2 separate regions of the Homo sapiens genome follow, and region 1 is linked to region 2. Evidence: chromatin loops called from intact Hi-C (ENCODE). Cell type or tissue: heart left ventricle. All regions are shown on one strand. Links, peaks and the distances in the headings refer to the core of each region. The heading gives the core; the rest is flanking DNA.

Region 1 (8,401 bases), core at 297-8,296, 260 kb after region 2:
AATACTTCCAACTCCAGGTAAATAAATTCCATTCTTCAGCTCCCTAGTGATGCCCTCATTCAGCAGGAAGTAGCTAGAAAGAAATTGACACCTGATCTCCCATAGAAATGAAACAGGAATTGGCAGTGGGGAGTTTGTAGCTGGAATAATCAGCCTGCTTCAATAATGAATAGCCTCACCCTTTGATTTATTCAGTATCTAGCCGTATCCTTGCTTAAGAAACCCAGGGGCTAATCTTGAAATAAACCGGGCATGAATTTGAGATTGTGGAATCCTACATTCTCAGAAAAATCACTGAGGGGGGTTAATCCATAAGCTAGTTGCAGTCATGGTGATGCCAGCCAGACCTCCAGGTGATCCGTTACTGAAGATAGCCATCAGAGTAAGACATGCAAACCTGCACCCTGCACCACTCCTGCTCATAGTTTCCATGCCTCCTACTTCTTAAAATCCCTTTAGCTAGCCTAAAATTTTGAAATAGTCTTTGAGGCGCTAGTCCACCATCTCCTCAGGTTGCTAGCTCTTGAATAAACCTGCTTTTCCTGCACCAACTCTTGTCTTGCAAGTCTTGCTTTTGAGCAGTGAGCAGTGATCAGCTGACCCTTAGTTTGGTTACACTATCACTCAGGAAATTCCAAGCATTTTAGAAGGTCTGTGGCAGGAACCAGGAACTAAGTTCAAATTTATTTTTTATTATACCACAGGTCCCAACTCCCATGACTACCTGGATGGTGACAAAGACGAATTATCTCTTCATCCTTCTTTCTCACTCTAAATATACACAGACATGCTATTAGGAGGGAAAACTTTCCCTCTACCAACTTTGGTTCAGTGGGTGGGAGCCTGTGAATTAACTATAGACAGGTTAGCAGGGGGAAAGAAAACAAGTTGTATTCATAACTTGTGGAAGCATTCAGATGAAGAGGCTTGATGAAGAGCTAGAGACAGAAGTTTAGTTATCAACTCATAGGGGAAAAGAAGGAGGGAGAAATGACTTCTATAGGAAAACAAATGACTTTTGGGAAAGACAAATAGAAGCTTTGGATAAAGTTTTACACAATTTTCTTGGAATATCTCCTGTCTGGGTGAAGTAATCCTCACACGGTTAACAAGAATCCTGGACAAAAATATAATTATGAGTAAGTGTTAATCAGGCTACACTTTGACCCACTTCCTTGTAACCAAAACTCACGAACACTAGCTACTGATAATTTGCATTCTCATTGTTCCCATAGATAAGATCTTTGACATTAGAATCATAAGGCTTTTGTTTAAGAATTGTTTATGCAGATCCTGAATTCCGGCAGAACAGCTGACACCACCAACTTTAAAGAGCCCAACTGATGAACTGATCAGCATGAGAATACTGTTTTTTCATCTCTCTGTCCCATGACTTCACTCTGCATTCTTCAACCAATTAGTGATCTCTTATTTCCACCTACTCCAAATCCTTAAAAACAACAGCCTCAAACTCTTTGAGGAAATGGATTTGAGGTTTCCTTCCATCTTTTGGTTCAGCAGCCCTGCAATTAAACCTCTTTCTCTGCTGCAACCCAGTGTCTTGGCATATTGACATGCTGTGCACATCAGGCAAAAGACCTATTACCATTACATGAGGACCCCTCCGGAGGGAGATAATGGTGGGGGCATTTCTGGGAGGCTCTGCTTTAGTCAGGTGAGAGAAGTTCAGGTAAGATTTCTTTCTGTATCTGCTGTAATTCAAATGTTTTCAGTTTTGTCAGTTTTGCCCTTAAACATGTGCACACACACACACACACACACACACACACACACTCACACTTCCCTTCTTAAGCAGCTAGCATCTTCATATATCTCTGCTCCTGTCATGTGCGTCCATGTGAAGAGACCACCAAACAGGCTTTGTGTGAGCTATAAAGCTTTTTAATCACCTGGGTGCAGGCAGACTGAGTCCGAAAAAGGAGTCAGCAAAGGGAGATGGGGTGGGGCAGTTTTATAAGATTTGGGTAGGTAGTGGAAAATTACAGTCAAAGTGGGTTATTCTCTTGCAGGCAGGGGCAGGGGTTACAAGGTGCTCAGTGGGGAGGTTCTGAGACTCATTGTCTAGGAGAAGGAATGTCACAAGGTTAATTGATCAGTTAAGGTGGGGCAGGAACAAATCACAATGGTGGAATGTCATCAGTTAAGGCAGGAACTGGCTATTTTCACTTCTTTTGTGGTTCTTCAGTTGCTTCAGGCCATCTGGATGTATACTTGCAGGCTTGGGCTCAGAGGTCTGACATTTCCTGTCTTCTTATATTAATAAGAAAAACAAAACAAAATAGTGGTGAGGTGTTGGAGCGGCAAAAATTTTGGGGGGTGGTATGGAGAGATAATGGGCAATGTTTCTCAGGGCTGCTTCAAGTGGGATTAGGGGCAGCATGGGAACCTAGGGTGGGAGAGATTAAACTGAAGAAAGATTTGGGCATCAAGGGTGATATTGTGGGGTTGTTAGAAGGAGCATTTGTCATACAGAATGATTGATGATGGCCTGAATGCAGTTTTGTATGAATTGAGAAACTGATCAGAAGACACAAGGTCTAAATAAGAGAAGGAGAAAAGCATGTATTAAAGGACTAAAAATTGGGAGGGCTCAGGACATCCAATTAGAGAGTGCCTAAGGGGGTTCAGCATAATTATTTGCTTGGTTGGTGAGTTTTTGGGCGCTATCCTTGAGTTTTTTTTATGTTGTCATATACTAGGCCAGAGTGATTTTGGTAGAAACAACACTCTTCATTTAAAAATATACAGAGTCCCCCTTTTTCAGCAGTGAGTAAGTCAAGGGCATATTCCTGTCTTCTTATATTAATAATAAGAAAAACAAAACAAAATAGTAGTGAAGTGTTGGTGTCATGAGGGGAACAGGAAGCTCTTGGGTCCCATTTGCAAGTTGATTTTTGGGGGTAAGGAAAACTAGTGTGCATGTGCCTGTCTAATTAACAGGTAGACACATGTAGGGGAGGAGCCACAGGGGAAGAAGAGACCTTGTGTAAGGCGAAACTGGAAATGTAAAGTGAAAAGATGAGAAAGAGAAAAACTGGCCATGAGGGACAGAAGTTGAAACGCCAGCTGCTTGTTTAGCTACCTTATTAGCATAAGCATTGCCCTGAGTGATGGGATCTGATGCCTTTTGTTGGCCTTTACAGTGAATGGCCTCAGTTTTCTTGGAAGTAGAGCAGCTTTAAGAAGAGGTTTTATTAAGGAGGCATTAATGATGGAGGACCCTTGTGTAGTGAGGAAACTTCTTTCTGCCCATATAACAGCATGGTGGTGAAGGATGTGGAAGGCATACCTGGAATTGGTATAGATATTGACACGTAGTTCCTTTGCAAGAATGAGGGCTCGAGTTAAGGCAATGATTTCAGCTTGTTGAGAGGTAGCAGAAGGGGGCAGGCCTGTAGCCTCAATGATAGATGTGGAAGATACTATAGCATAGCCTGCCTTTGCCAGTGATTGGCGATTGGACCTGGAAGAACTACCATCAATAAACCAAGTGTGGTCTGGGTAGGGAACAGGAAAGAGGAAAATATGGGGAAAAGGGGAGAATGCCACGTGGATTAGAGGGATACAGTCATGGGGCTCAGATGCAGTATCAGGAATAAGATGAGAGGCTGGATTGAAGTCTGGACTAGGAACAATGGTAATTGTGGGAGACTCAACAAATAGTGAGTACAGTTGAAGGAGCTGGGGCACAGAAAGTATACGTGTCAAGCGTGAGGAGGAGAATAGATTTGGAAAGTTACAGGAACAGTAGAGAGTAAGTGGAGCATAGCTTGTAATTTTGAGGGCTTCCAGAAGTATTAAAGCTGTGGCTGCTGCTGCATGCACACATGAGGGCCACCCCAGAATTGGGAGGTCAAGTTGTTTTGATAGAAAGGCAGCAGGTCACGGGCCTGGCTCCTGTGTGAGGACTCTGGCAGCACAGCCTTGTATTTCAGCTGTGTGTAAGGAAAAAGAATGGGACGAGTCGGGGAGTGCTAGTGTGGAAGCGGTCTCCAGGGCGTTTTTGAGAGAGTGAAAAGAAGAATGGGGAAAAGACTTAGGGTCCATGGGATCAGTTAAGTTGCCCTTTCTGAGCTTGTAAAGTGGTTTCGTCAGGATAGCGACGCCTGATATCCAGAATCGGAAATATCCAACAGTGCCTAAGAAGGAAAGGAGTTGTTGTTTGGTGGTGGGGACTGGGGTTTGAGAGATCAGCTGGACACAATCAGCAAGGAGAGCACGTGTGTTTTCATGAAGAATTATGCTGAGATAGGTAACAGATGAGGAAGAAATTTGGGCTTTGGAGGGGGATACATGATATCCTTTTGAGAACAGATATTGGAGGAACAGGAGGGTGTCCCGTTGAGAAGATTTGTAGGAGGGGCTATAAAGTAGAAGGTCATCAAAATATTGAATAAGGTGAGAAGCAGATGGACAGAAAGAAAGTAGATCATGAGAAAGGGCTTGACTGAAGTAATGGGGGCTGTCCCTGAAGCCTTGTGGCAGTACAGCCCAGGTAAGTTGCTGAGGCTGATGGGTGTCAGGATCAGTCCAGGTAAAAGCAAAGAGAGGCTGGGATGACAGGTGCAGGGGAATAGTGAAAAAAGCATCTTTAAGATCAAGAACAGAATAGTGAGCTGTGGAGGAATTTATTGAGGACAAAAGGGTGTACGGGTTGGGCACCACAGAGTGGATAGGCAAAACAATTTGGTTGATAAGGTGCAGATCCTGAACTAACCTGTAAGGCTTGTCCAGTTTTTGGACAAGTAAAATGGGAGAATTGTAAGGAGAGCTTGTAGGCTTTAAAAGGCCATGCTGTAACAGGCAAGTGATAACAGGCTTTAGTCCCCTCAAAGCCTGTTGTGGGATGGCATACTGGCATTGAGAGGAGTAAGGGTGATTAGGTTTTAAAGGGATGGTAAGGGGTGCATGATCGGTCACCAAGGAAGGAGCACAGGTATCCTATACTTGTGGATTAAGGTAGGGAGACAGAAGAGGAGTATGTGAACTGGGGAAAAGGGTGGGAATAGGTGTGACTGTAGCCCAGGAATAGTCAGGGAAGCAGATAATTTAGTTAAAATGTCTCAACCTAATAAGGGAGGTGGGCAGGTGGGGATAACTAAAAAGGAGTGCATAAAAAATGTTGTCCAAGTTGGCACCAGAGTTGGGGAGTTTTAAAAGCCTGGCCATCAATATGCACAACAGTTATGGAGGCAAGAGAAACAGGCCCTTGAAAAGAAGGTAATGTGGAGTGGGTGGCCTCCATATTGATCAAGAAGGGGATGGACTTACCCTCCACTGTAAGAGTTACCGAAAGCATCTGTGATGGTCCAGGAGGCTTCTGAGATAATTGAGCCACGTCAGTCTTCAGCCACTAAGCCAAGAAGATCTGGGAAGGAGTCAGTCAGAGAGCCTTGGGCCAGAATTCCAGGGGCTCTGGGAGTGGCTGCTGGGCGAGTTGGACAGTCCGGTTTCCAGTGGGGTCCCGCACAGATGGGACATGGCTTAGGAGGAATCCCGGGCTGCAGGCATTCCTTGGCCCAGTGGCCAGATTTCTAGCACTTGAAGCAAGATCCTGGGGGAGGAGGTCCTGGAGGAACACCTGGCCACTGCAGTTCAGGCATTTTGAAGTTCTTGTGTGCTGGAGATGTGGCTGGGGCTTCTCTCATAGTGGAGGCAAGTAATTGCAACTCAGAAATATGTTGCCACTTGGCTGCCTCTTCTCTATTATTGTACACCTTGAAGGCGAGGTTAATTAAGTCCTGTTGTGGGGTTTGAGGGCCAGAATCTAATTTTTGGAGCTTTGTTAATGTCAGGAGTGGATTGACTAATAAAATGCATATTGAGAATAAGACGGCCTTCTGGCCTCTCTGGGTCTAGGACAGTAAAGTGTCTAAGGGTTGTTGCCAAATGGGCCATGAACTGGGCTGGGTTTTTATATTTGATAAAAAAAAAAAAAAAAAAGCCTAAATGCTAACTCATTTGGGAGAGGTTGGATAAAGAAAAAGGAGCATTAACCTTGACTGTACCTTCAGCTCCAGCCACCTCTTTAAGAGGAAATTTTTGGGCAGGTTGGGGAGAGCTAGTCATGGAATGAAACTGTAAGCTGGACCAGGTGTGAGGAGGGGAGGTGATAAAAGGATTATAGGGTGGGGGAGCAGAGGGTGAGGAAGAATCAGGACCTGGCTTGGCCTGGCTGGTGAGCAGCAGCCTGGGGAGGAGGGAAGAGGTCAGATGGGTCTGTAGAAAAGGAGAATTCAAAGGACTCAGAGCTTGGGGTGGAGACTGAAGAAACAGACAGGAGAGAAAGAAGAAAGATTTGGGACAAGTCACATTGGGAGCAGAGACTAGGGAGGGACTGATGTGTAAAAGAATGCCTGGATGTCAGGCACCTCAGACTATTTCCCCATTTTTCGACAAAAATCATCTAGATCTTGTAAGATGGAGAAATCAAAAGTGCCGTTTTCTGGCCATTTGGAACCATTGTTGGGTTTGTATTAGGGCCAAACGGTATTGCAGAAGAAAATAAGGCATTTAGGTTTTAGGTCAGGTGTGAGTTGAAGAGGTTTTAAGTTCTTGAGAACACAGGCTAAGGGAGAAGAAGGGGGAATGCAGGGTGGAAGGTTGCCCACAGTGAAGAAGTAAGTTTAAAGAGAAAGGTAGAGACACAGCAAAGGGGGTGGTGAGCAGCCCTGGGCTATAACGTGGACGATCAGCCAAAGCAGGCATCCCGCGATTGACTTGCCATCAAGGGAATGTGGGTGAATGACCATGGCAGGTGTCCCCACAGTGATCAGACACCAATGGAATGTGGGTGAATGATCAGGGCAGGCATCCCCACAATGATCAGACGCCAAGGGAAGACTATCTTCCCGAGTCCGTGACTGGTGTCTGAGTTTTGGGTCCATGGATAAAATGCGTCTCCTTTGTCTCTACTAGAGAGGAAAGAGAACTGGAATTGGAAGGACAGGGAGATTGAAGGGTAGCAAGAGAGGCTGGAGAAGACAGTGAAAAGACCGCTTACCCAATTTGAAATGGGTGAGATGTTCCTTGGGCTGGTTGGTCTGAGGACCTGAGGTCATAGGTGGACCTCCTCATGGAGTGAAGGCGAGGACAGGGGACCAGTCTCCTGAAGGAGTCCCCCTGTTCTGGGTCTTCGGCACTAAATGCCACACGCGTCCATGTGAAGAGACCACCAAACAGGCTTTGTGTGAGCAATAAAGCTTTTTAATCACCTGGGTGCAGGCAGACTGAGTCCAAAAAAGGAGTCAGCAAAGGGAGATGGGGTGGGGCAGTTTTATAGGATTTGGGTTGGTAGTGGGAAATTACGGTCAAAGTGGGTTATTCTCTAGCGGGCAGGGGCGGGGGTCACAAGGTGCTCTGGTGGGGAGCTCCTGAGTCTAATTGTCCAGGAGAAGGAATGTCACAAGGCTAATTGATCAGTTAAGGTGGGGCAGGAACAAATCACAGTGGTGGAATGTCATCAGTTAAGGCAGGAATTGGTTATTTTCACTTCTTTTGTGGTTCTTCAGTTGCTTCAGGCCATCTGGATGTATACGTGCAGGCTTGGGCTCAGAGACCTGACAGCTCCCTAATTTGCTTCTAAATATTCTAAGGGAGAAGGAAGAGCTGTGAGAATTGTCTTTGAGAGGAATCATTCTCTCTGGAGTAAATGAGACAAATCTTCTGTGTTGTGGTCATGGATCTGATAGGCATTAGTCTTTGACCAGAGTTTATGAGGTTATTAAGGTGCATGCATGTTTATAAACTAAACAAGAATTTAAAAGTCAGAGAAAAAAAATAATACCATAGCACAGTCTTCTCAGGTACCTTCGGTTTAGGTCCTTTATTACAAGGAAAACATAAAAAATCTTTCAATCAGTAAGAGCACATAAGTCTTAATGATCTAGTACATTTTTTAGTACTTTGACTTACTAGGGTGATTCAAAGTTTCAGGAAAAAGAAAATTCCCAGTATCATTTTCTTAATCTTATTAAACCCAAACATAAGAATGCCAAAAAATACAGAGCTCACATTTTGCTGGCATACATTTCCAAATTTTTAATGCCTCCCTGACAGGTGAATTTTAAGGATAAAAAAAGCAGACACTTTCAAAACATTCCTTGTGATGAAGTAGAAAAAGCCCTGGATAAGTGGCCAGCTACACTGGATTTTTGTCTCAATTCTTCCATTAACTTTACAGTCTTCAGCAAATCCCTTAACTTTGAGCTTCTATATGTAGTGACATCATTATAAGTGCTGTGGTATTAAAATGTGATAAACATAGATGAAAGCATTTTGAAATGTTTGAAATACTACATAAATACACATAATAACTAAATTCCACAGGATAGGATCTGAGAGAGCTAAGCTGACCAGTATTATAAAAGGAAGCTTATTA
Region 2 (8,239 bases), core at 1-8,000:
CCCTGTTATAACTTGTAACATCAGGTGGTTCAGAGCATCTGTCAATAGGAATCTCCTGCTTGACTGGGATCAAAAAAGTGAGGGTGGAGTCTTCAGTGACAAGAGTTGAACTCAAGCAGGCTGGCCTCCAGGTTCCTGCAGCCAGAATCAGTATTCTTGCCCTATGCTACATCCATCCTTCATTGACAAGAGAACCATGAATAGAGCCTGTGTTGAGAAGGACCCATAATGTAGGGGTGGGGTGCACCTAGGGTAATGCATAATAACATATCCGTGGTCAGACATGCTAAACAATTGGTTGGACCTAGTGCAGAATGAAAATGTGGGTTCTCTTCTTCAAAAAGTGTTTAGAAATTTCAAATGATGACATTGAAACATTAAATCAAGCATGGGCTCCGTCCCGTGTGACTTCACTGTTCACACGTCCATGAAGTTGACTTAGTTTGTTGCAAATTATTACAGAATGGCCCCAATCATTAATGCCTCCTATCATCCATCCCTTTCTGTGATTCCCTTGTTACAGTGACCCTGGCTTGACTTTGTGACTTACTCGGACCCAAAGACTTTGGGGTTACTTTGACTTCAGTAAAGGGTGACCATGTACACCCCTAAGTATAGTCCTTGCTGCTGCTTGGACTATTCCAAGCTGCCTTGGAGCCTTGAGCAGCATGTAAAGGAAGATTGGGCTCTGTTACTGGAGAGACCACATAGAGGGAGAGGTTGGTATGGTTTGGATGTGGTTTATTCCTGCTAAAACTCATGTTGAAATTTAATTACAATTTTAACAGTATAGAGAGGTAGTGGATCTTTTAAGAAATATTTGGGTCATGGGAGCTCCACTCTCATAAACGAATGAATGCATTTTTGGAAGACTGGGTTAGTTTTCCTAGTAATGGATTAGTTACTATGAGAAGGAGTTTTTTTGTTTGTTTGTTTGTTTGTTTGTTTTGAGACAGGGTCTCACTCTGTCTCCATGCTGGAGTGCAGTGGCACGATCCCTCCGCACTACAACCTCTGCCTCTTAGACTCAAATGATCTTCCCACCTCAGCCTCTCAAGTAGCTGGGACTATAGACATGTGCCACCATGCTTGGCTAATTTTTGTTTTTCTGGGGGCAGAGGTGGGGTTTCACCATGTTAACCAGGCTGATCTGGAACTCCTGGGCTTCCAAAGTGCTGGGATTGCACGCATGAGCCTCTGCACCCGGGCTGAGAAAGAGTTGTTATAAAGCCAGGTTATGTCTTTTGTTTCATCCCTTTTCCAGCTTGTTTGCTACCCCTTCCACTTCTTTGCCATGTTGTGACGCAACAGGAGGTCCTCACCAGAAGCCAAGCAAATGCTGGTGCTGTGCTGCTTGAACTTACAAGCCTCCAGCAACCTGAGTCAAATAAACCTCTTTTCTTTTTAAATCACCAAGTTTCAAGTATTCTGTTATAGCTGCAGAAGAGTCTAAGCACAGGCTCTGGATGGTGAAGATAGAGTAGATGGAGGCCCCAGTGTTCTGGTCATCTCAGCAGATCAACTAGACATGGAATGAGGTTCTCTTGAAATCTCTAGCCTAGATTACACTTGCTGTAGCCAGTGCAGCTGATACTACGTGGAGCCAAAGCAAGTTGAGTGAGCAATCCCAGAGAATAGTGAGAAATTATACGATAGATTCAGTCTACTAATGGCATTTTCCTGCCGCTTGTAAAACACCATTATCTTTTGGGATCTTGGTTAATCCTTCAGTGTATCTTTTATAAATTGTTTGGCAGTAGCTGTGGTTTTTGTTTTGTTTTGATCTTTAGAGATGGAGTCTCACTATCTTGTCCAGGCCGGAGTGCAGTGGCTATTCATAGGCATGATCCCACTACTGATTAGCACAGAAGATTTGACCTGCTCTGTTTCTGATTTGGGCTGGTTCAACTCTTCTTAGGCCACCTGGTTGTCCCTTCCTGCTAGGAGGTCACCATATTGATGCTTAACTTAATATGAACACCCCCATCGGCTTAAGCGCACTTATAGCCCACATCTCCTGGGCTCAAGTGATCATCCTGCCTCTGCCTCCTCAGTGGCTTAGACTACAGAAGCCGGCAACAACTGTCTTTTGACTGTTCAAACCAGTTCCTTTGATTCTTTTTAAAAAAAATTTTAAGTTTTGTGTGTACCTAGTAAGAATATGTGCTTATGGAGTACATTAGATATTTTGATACAGGCATGCAATGTGTAATAATCATATCAGGTTAAATGGGGTACTCATCCCCTCAAGCATTTATCCTTTGTGTTACAAACAATCCAATTATACTCTTATTTTTAAATGTACAATAAAATTATTATTGACTATACTCACTCTGTTGCGCTAACAAATACTAGGTCTTATTCTTTTTTTCTATTTTTTTTGTACCCATTAACCATCCTCGCTTCCTCCGCATCACCCCACTACCCTTCCCGGCCTCCGGTAACCATTCTTCTACTCTATCTCCATGAATTCAGTTGTTTTTGTTTTTAGCTCCCACAAAGAAGTAAGAACATGCAAAGTTTGTCTTCCTGTGCCTGACTTATTTCACTTAACATAATGGCCTCCCGTTCTATCCATGTTGTTGCAAATGACAGGATCTCATTCTTTTTTTGTGGCTGAATAGTGTGATCTACTGATTTTCTTTCTTTTGGGTATATACCTAGCAGTCGGATTGCTGGATTTTGTGGTAGCTCTATTTTTAGTTTTTTCGGGGACTTCCAAACTGTTCTCCATAGTGGTTGTACTAATTTACATTTCTACCAACAGTGTACGAGAGTTCCCTTTTCTCCACATCCTGGCCAGCATTCTTTTTTGCATGTCTTTTGGATAAAAGCTGTTTTCACTGAGGTGAGATGATATCTCATTGTAGTATTGGTTTGTGTTTCTCTGATGATCAGTGATGTTGAGCACCTTTCCATATGGCTGTTTGCCACTTATATGTCTTATTTTGAGAAATGTCTATTCAGATATCTTGCCCATTATTTGTTTATTTATTTTATTATTAGTTTATTTTTTGGGGAGACAGAGTCTCACTCTGTTACCCAGGCTGGAGTGCAGTGGCGTGATCATAGTTCACTGCAGCCTCAGCCTCAGGAGCATATTGTTTAATTTCCATGTGTTTGTATAGTTGTATAGTTTCTAAAACTCCTCTTGTTATTGATTTCCAGTTTTATTCCATTGTGGTCAGAGAAGATGTTTGTTATTATTTGAATGCTTTCGAAAGTTTTAAGATTTTGTTTGTGACCTAACATATGGTCTATCCTTGACAATGATCCATGTGGCTGAGAAGAATGTGTATTCTGCAGCCATTGAATGAAATGTTCTATAAATATCTACTAGGTTCAGTTGGTCTATAGTGAAGATTTAGCCCAATGTTTCTTTGTTGATTTTCTGTCTGGAAGATCTGTCCAATGGTGAAATTGGGGTGTTGCAGCTATCCAGTATTTGGGGCCAATCTCCCTTTTTAGCTCTAATAATATTTGCTTTATATATCTGGGTGTTCCAGAGTTGGATGCATATATATTTGCAATTGTTATATCGTCTTGCTGAATGACTCCTTTATCATTATATAATGACCTTCTTTGTCTATTCTAATAGGTTTTGTCTTGAAATCTATTTTGTCTGATATAACTACTCCTGCTCTTTTTTGGTTTCCATTGGCATGGAATATCTTTTTCCATCACTTTATTTTCAGTCTCTGTGTGTCTTTATAGGTGAAGTGTGTTTCTTGTAGGCAATAGATCATTGAGTCTTTTTTTTTAAACCATTCAGCCATTCTATATCTTTTGATTGGAGAGGATAGTCCATTAGCATTCAATGTTGCTATTAATAGGTAAGGACTAACTCCTCCCATTTTGTTATTTGTTTTATGGTTGTTTTGTTGTCTTCTCCTTCTTTCTTTGATTCCTGTCTTTCTTTTCGTGAAATTGAGTTTCTCTGGTGTATGATTTAATTTCTTGCTTTTAATTTTTTAGTATCTGTTTTATGTTTTTTGATTTGAAGTTATTATGAGGCCCCCAAACAATATCTTATAACCCATTATTTTAAACTGATGACAATTTAGCACTGATTGCTTAAACAAACAGATGGATAAACAAGCAAAAAGAAAATTAATAAAAACCCTATACTTCTGTGAGGCCGAGGCGGGCGGATCACGAGGTCAGGAGATGGAAACCATCCTGGTTAACACGGTGAAACCGTGTCTCTACTGAAAATACAAAAAAATTAGTCGGGCGCGGTAGAGGGCGCCTGTAGTCCCAGCTACTCGGGAGGCTGAGCCAGGAGAATGGCGCGAACCCGGGAGGCGGAGCTTGCAGTGAGCCGAGATCGCGCCACTGCACTCCAGCCTGGAGGACAGAGCGAGACTCCGTCTCAGAAAAAAAAAAAAAAAAAAAAAAAGCCCTATACTTCATTCCCTCACTTTTTACCATTTTGTTTTTCTATTTATGTCTTATTGTACTATGTCTTGAAAAGTTGTTGTAGTTACTTTTGATCAGTTCGTGTTTTTCTTTCCACTTAAGATAATAGTGATTTATACATCACAATTACAGTGTTATAATAGTCTGTGTTTTCTATGTACTTGCTGTTACCAGTGAGTTTTATACTTTCAGGTGATTATTTATTGCTCATTAATGTCTTTTTCTTTCTGATTGAAGTATTCCCTTTATCATTTCTTATAGGAAAGGTTTAATGTTGATAAAATTTCTCAGCTTTTGTTTGTCTGGGAAAGCCTTTACTTTTCCTTCATGTTTGAAGGATATTTTCACTGGATATTTTATTCTAGGGTAATTTTTTTTTCTCAGCACTTTAAATATGTCATGCTACTCTCTCCTGGCCTGTAGGGCTTCCGCTGAAAAGTCTGCCACCAGACATATTGGAGCTCCATTGTGTATTATTTGTTTCTTTTCTCTTGCTGCTTTTAGGATCTTTTCTTTATCCTTGACTTCTTGAATTTGATTATTAAATGCATTGATGTAGTCTTCTTTGGGTTAAATCTGCTTGGTGTTCTCTAATCTTTTTGCACTCAAACACTGGTATCTTTCTCAAATATTGGTACCTTTGGGAAGTTCACTGTTATTTTCCCTTTGAATAAACTTTCTACCCCATCTCTTTCTCTACTGCCTCTTTAAGATAAATAATTCTTAAATTTGCCCTTTTGAAGGCTATGTTCCAGATCTTGTAGCTGTGCTTCATTATTTTTTCTTTTGTGTCCTTTGATAATGTATTTTTCAACTCATCTATCTTCAAGCTCACGAAGTTTTTCTTCTGCTTGATCAATTCTACTATTAAGATATTCTCATGAAATTCTTCAGTGTGTCGATTGCATTTTAAACTCCAGAATTTTTTCAGAATTCTCTGCATTACAAAGCAGAGACTCTTGTTTTCTTTCCTTACTTTCGCTCAAACAAATGATGTTTCTCTCAAACAAATGATGTTTCTCTCTGTGTGTTGAGCTGCCTGGAGCTGGTGGTGGGGTGACACAAACACCCCTGTGGTCACCACCACTGGGACTGTGCTGGGTCAGACCTGAATCCAGCATAGCTCTGGCTCACCCAAGGCCCTCTGTAACTACTACCTGGCTATTGCCTATGGTCACTGAAGGCCCTAGAGGTCTACAATTAGCAGGTGACAATACCCGTCGGGCTTGTGTCCTTCCCTTCAGGATGATGAGTTCCTCTAGGCCTAGGCATGTCCAGAGGTACTATCTGAGAGCCAGGGACCAAAGTAAAAAACCTGAGAAGTTTACGTGCTGTTCTGTTGTACTGTGGCTGAGCTTGCACTCAAGCCATGAGATGGAGTCCTTTCACTCTTCCCTTACCTTTCCACGGGCAGAGGAGCCTCTCCCTGTGGCTACCTCCACCACAGGCTCAAGGGGAGTATTGCCAGGCTACCGCCAATGTTCCCTTAAGGCCCCAGAGCTCTGCAGTCAGCTTGTGGTGAATGCTGCCTGGCCTGGGACTCACGCTTCAGGACAGTGGGTTCCCCTCTGACCCACGGCAGGTCCAGAAATGCCAACCACGAGCCAAGATCTGGAATTGGGGACTCCAAGAGCCTGCTTCGTGCTCTACCCTGCTGTAGCTGAGCTGCTACCTAAGCTGCAAGACAGAGTCCCCTTTACTTTTCCCTCTGCTTTTCTCGAGCGGAAGAATTGTCCCTTCATGACTGCCCCAGCTGTGAATATGGTGGGTCTCATCTGAAGTCAGCATATCTCAGAGTCTCACCCAAGGCCCATGGAGTGTACTACTGGGTATTGCTGCTGGTTATTTAGGGCCTGAGGGTTCTTCAGTCAGCAGGTGATGAATCCTGGCAGGACTGGGTCCTTTCCTTCTAGGCAGTGGGTTTTCTTCTGGTGCAGGGTGTGTCTAGTGCCTGGAATGGCAGCTTCATGACTCTGACTGGTGCTGTATCCTACTGTGGCTGAGCTGATCTTTATGATGTAAGACAAAGTCCTAGTTACTCTTTCCTCTCCTTTCCTCAAGCAGAAGGAAGGAGTCACTTTCATTGCTGTGAGCTGTGCTGCCTGGGGTTGGGGGAGCAGTTGTGCAAGCACTCCCTTAGCTGCCCTGACAAGTGTCACACTAGTGGTGTCTAGGTCCACTGGCTCTGAGCCCAGCACAGCACTGGGACTTGCCTTGTAGTTGTAGTTCTTGTGGCCTAGATTGAGTTTCAAATATATTTAGGACCCCAGAGCACTTTAGCCTACTGTGGCAAGGCTTTCCCAAACTCAGTGTCTGACCGCTGGGATAGGCGATTCCCCTTTTGCTAAGGTGGTCTAAATGCTCCTTCTGTGGGTGGGCTGTGACAGGGCAGCACTGAGTTCAATGCAGATTTCCACAATTGCTGCACTGTCCCTCCCCCACGCTCTCAGATTCTGTCTCAGCTCCATGTGGCGGCTGTTGGGAGATGGGGGAGTGGTGGCCTCAGTGATTCAAAATTGTCTTTCCTAACCTCTTCAGTGCCTCTTTCAGTGATATGAAGTTAAAATAGGTACTATGATTGTTGACTTGATTTTCATTTCCTATGTAGGTGCTTTTTTGTGTGTAGATAGTTGTTAAATGTGGTGTTTCTGCTGGTATGTGTGGGGGTGCAATCAATGGACACTTCTATTGGGCCATCTACCTCAACCCCTTCTCCATGATTCTTTGGCTATCTGAGGCGTTAAATATCTCCTCATGCATTAACCTAAAACAGTTTCTTAAGCGTTTGTTCAGTGTCTTCTGAACCCAAGGGTTACAGCAATGAGACCAAGTCAATTCATACCCCATGATGAACTTCGGCTAAGCCCTGTACAAATTCTCCCTACATATAAGTGAAGAGTGTTGCTATAGCCTGACAGGTCAGTTGTGTACACTTGGATATCAATAGGGTCAACTGAATAGAAGCCTCAAATCAAGACATAAATGCTGGATAATAGGTGTGTGTGGCTAAAATTGTCTGGGTAATAATGCAAATGGTATCATCGCTTCCTGTGCTTTGGAATTTCCCCACACCGAGATTACTTCTGATGTACTTGAAGACTTCTGAAGCCAGAGTTTGGTAAAAAATGGATCTCAAAGTTGGGCTGGAGACAGGTTGTTTCAGAACCACTTGAGGAAATGCTTGAAAATGCAGAATCCTGAGCTCCATGTGCAGATGTTCTGTGTGAGTATATCCGGAATGGAGCCCACGAATCCATAGTGCAAAAATTCCCCCAGGTGATCCGAATGGGAACTACACTAAAGTTTGAAGTTTTTTAGGTGTGGCACTTACAGGCTGGCAGAAAACACTATCAATGAATTTGTGTATAATATTTGATTATGTAGTTTATTATTATCAAAAATTGGTTATTAGTCATTAGGGATTGATTATGAGTATCCCAGTATGGAAGTTTTGGGAAAGATGTCCACCTCTCCTCCAGGCAGCATTACAATCTGTCCATATTGCTGTCTGAACAATTTATCTAATTGCACATTTGACTCAAACCCTGGTTGTACCTCTAGTACAATTGCTAATAGCTGGAGATTTGATGTGCTCATTTAAAAGGAATATCTCTGAGGCTAAACTTATTTTTATCTTGGTTTCACCATGTTTATAGCATTCTTCACTTTTTCTACTTTCTGTTTTTGTGTTTTCTATTGTAACATTCAATCCTATCAAAATTTATCATTCATAAATCATAATGAAACATGTGCATTTTCAGCTTTTTCACTGCAGCCCCTATATCTCTTGGGATAGAAATCATGTCAATAAAAACCAGAC

Evidence for each region. A loop is a pair of places that touch in the nucleus more often than their neighbours do. Peaks named below come from ENCODE experiments on the same cell type or tissue, not always from the same donor. Only the 100,000 strongest peaks of a DNase experiment are listed, where the experiment ranks them.
Region 1: it touches region 2 in a loop (2.7-fold over the local background); 66 of 110 quality-filtered maps call a loop at or near these places.

The regions. Positions count from the first base shown.
Region 1 is chr14:20,700,021-20,708,421 of GRCh38, reverse strand. It overlaps RNASE4 (ribonuclease A family member 4), which reads right to left. Exons shown (of 2, transcript NM_002937.5): 2 at 7,206-8,401. It overlaps EGILA (EGFR interacting lncRNA), which reads left to right and starts at 1,481. Exons shown (of 4, transcript NR_174964.1): 1 at 1,481-1,675. In heart left ventricle, for the core only: no CTCF peak of the experiment used is centred there; no DNase peak of the experiment used is centred there; H3K27ac peaks cover 289 bases.
Region 2 is chr14:20,957,417-20,965,655 of GRCh38, reverse strand. It overlaps the pseudogene RN7SL189P. Among named protein-coding and RNA genes, the nearest start is that of RNASE2, 6.0 kb to the right of the region's middle. In heart left ventricle, for the core only: a CTCF peak has its summit at 4,228; a DNase peak (open chromatin) is centred at 4,255; H3K4me3 peaks cover 513 bases.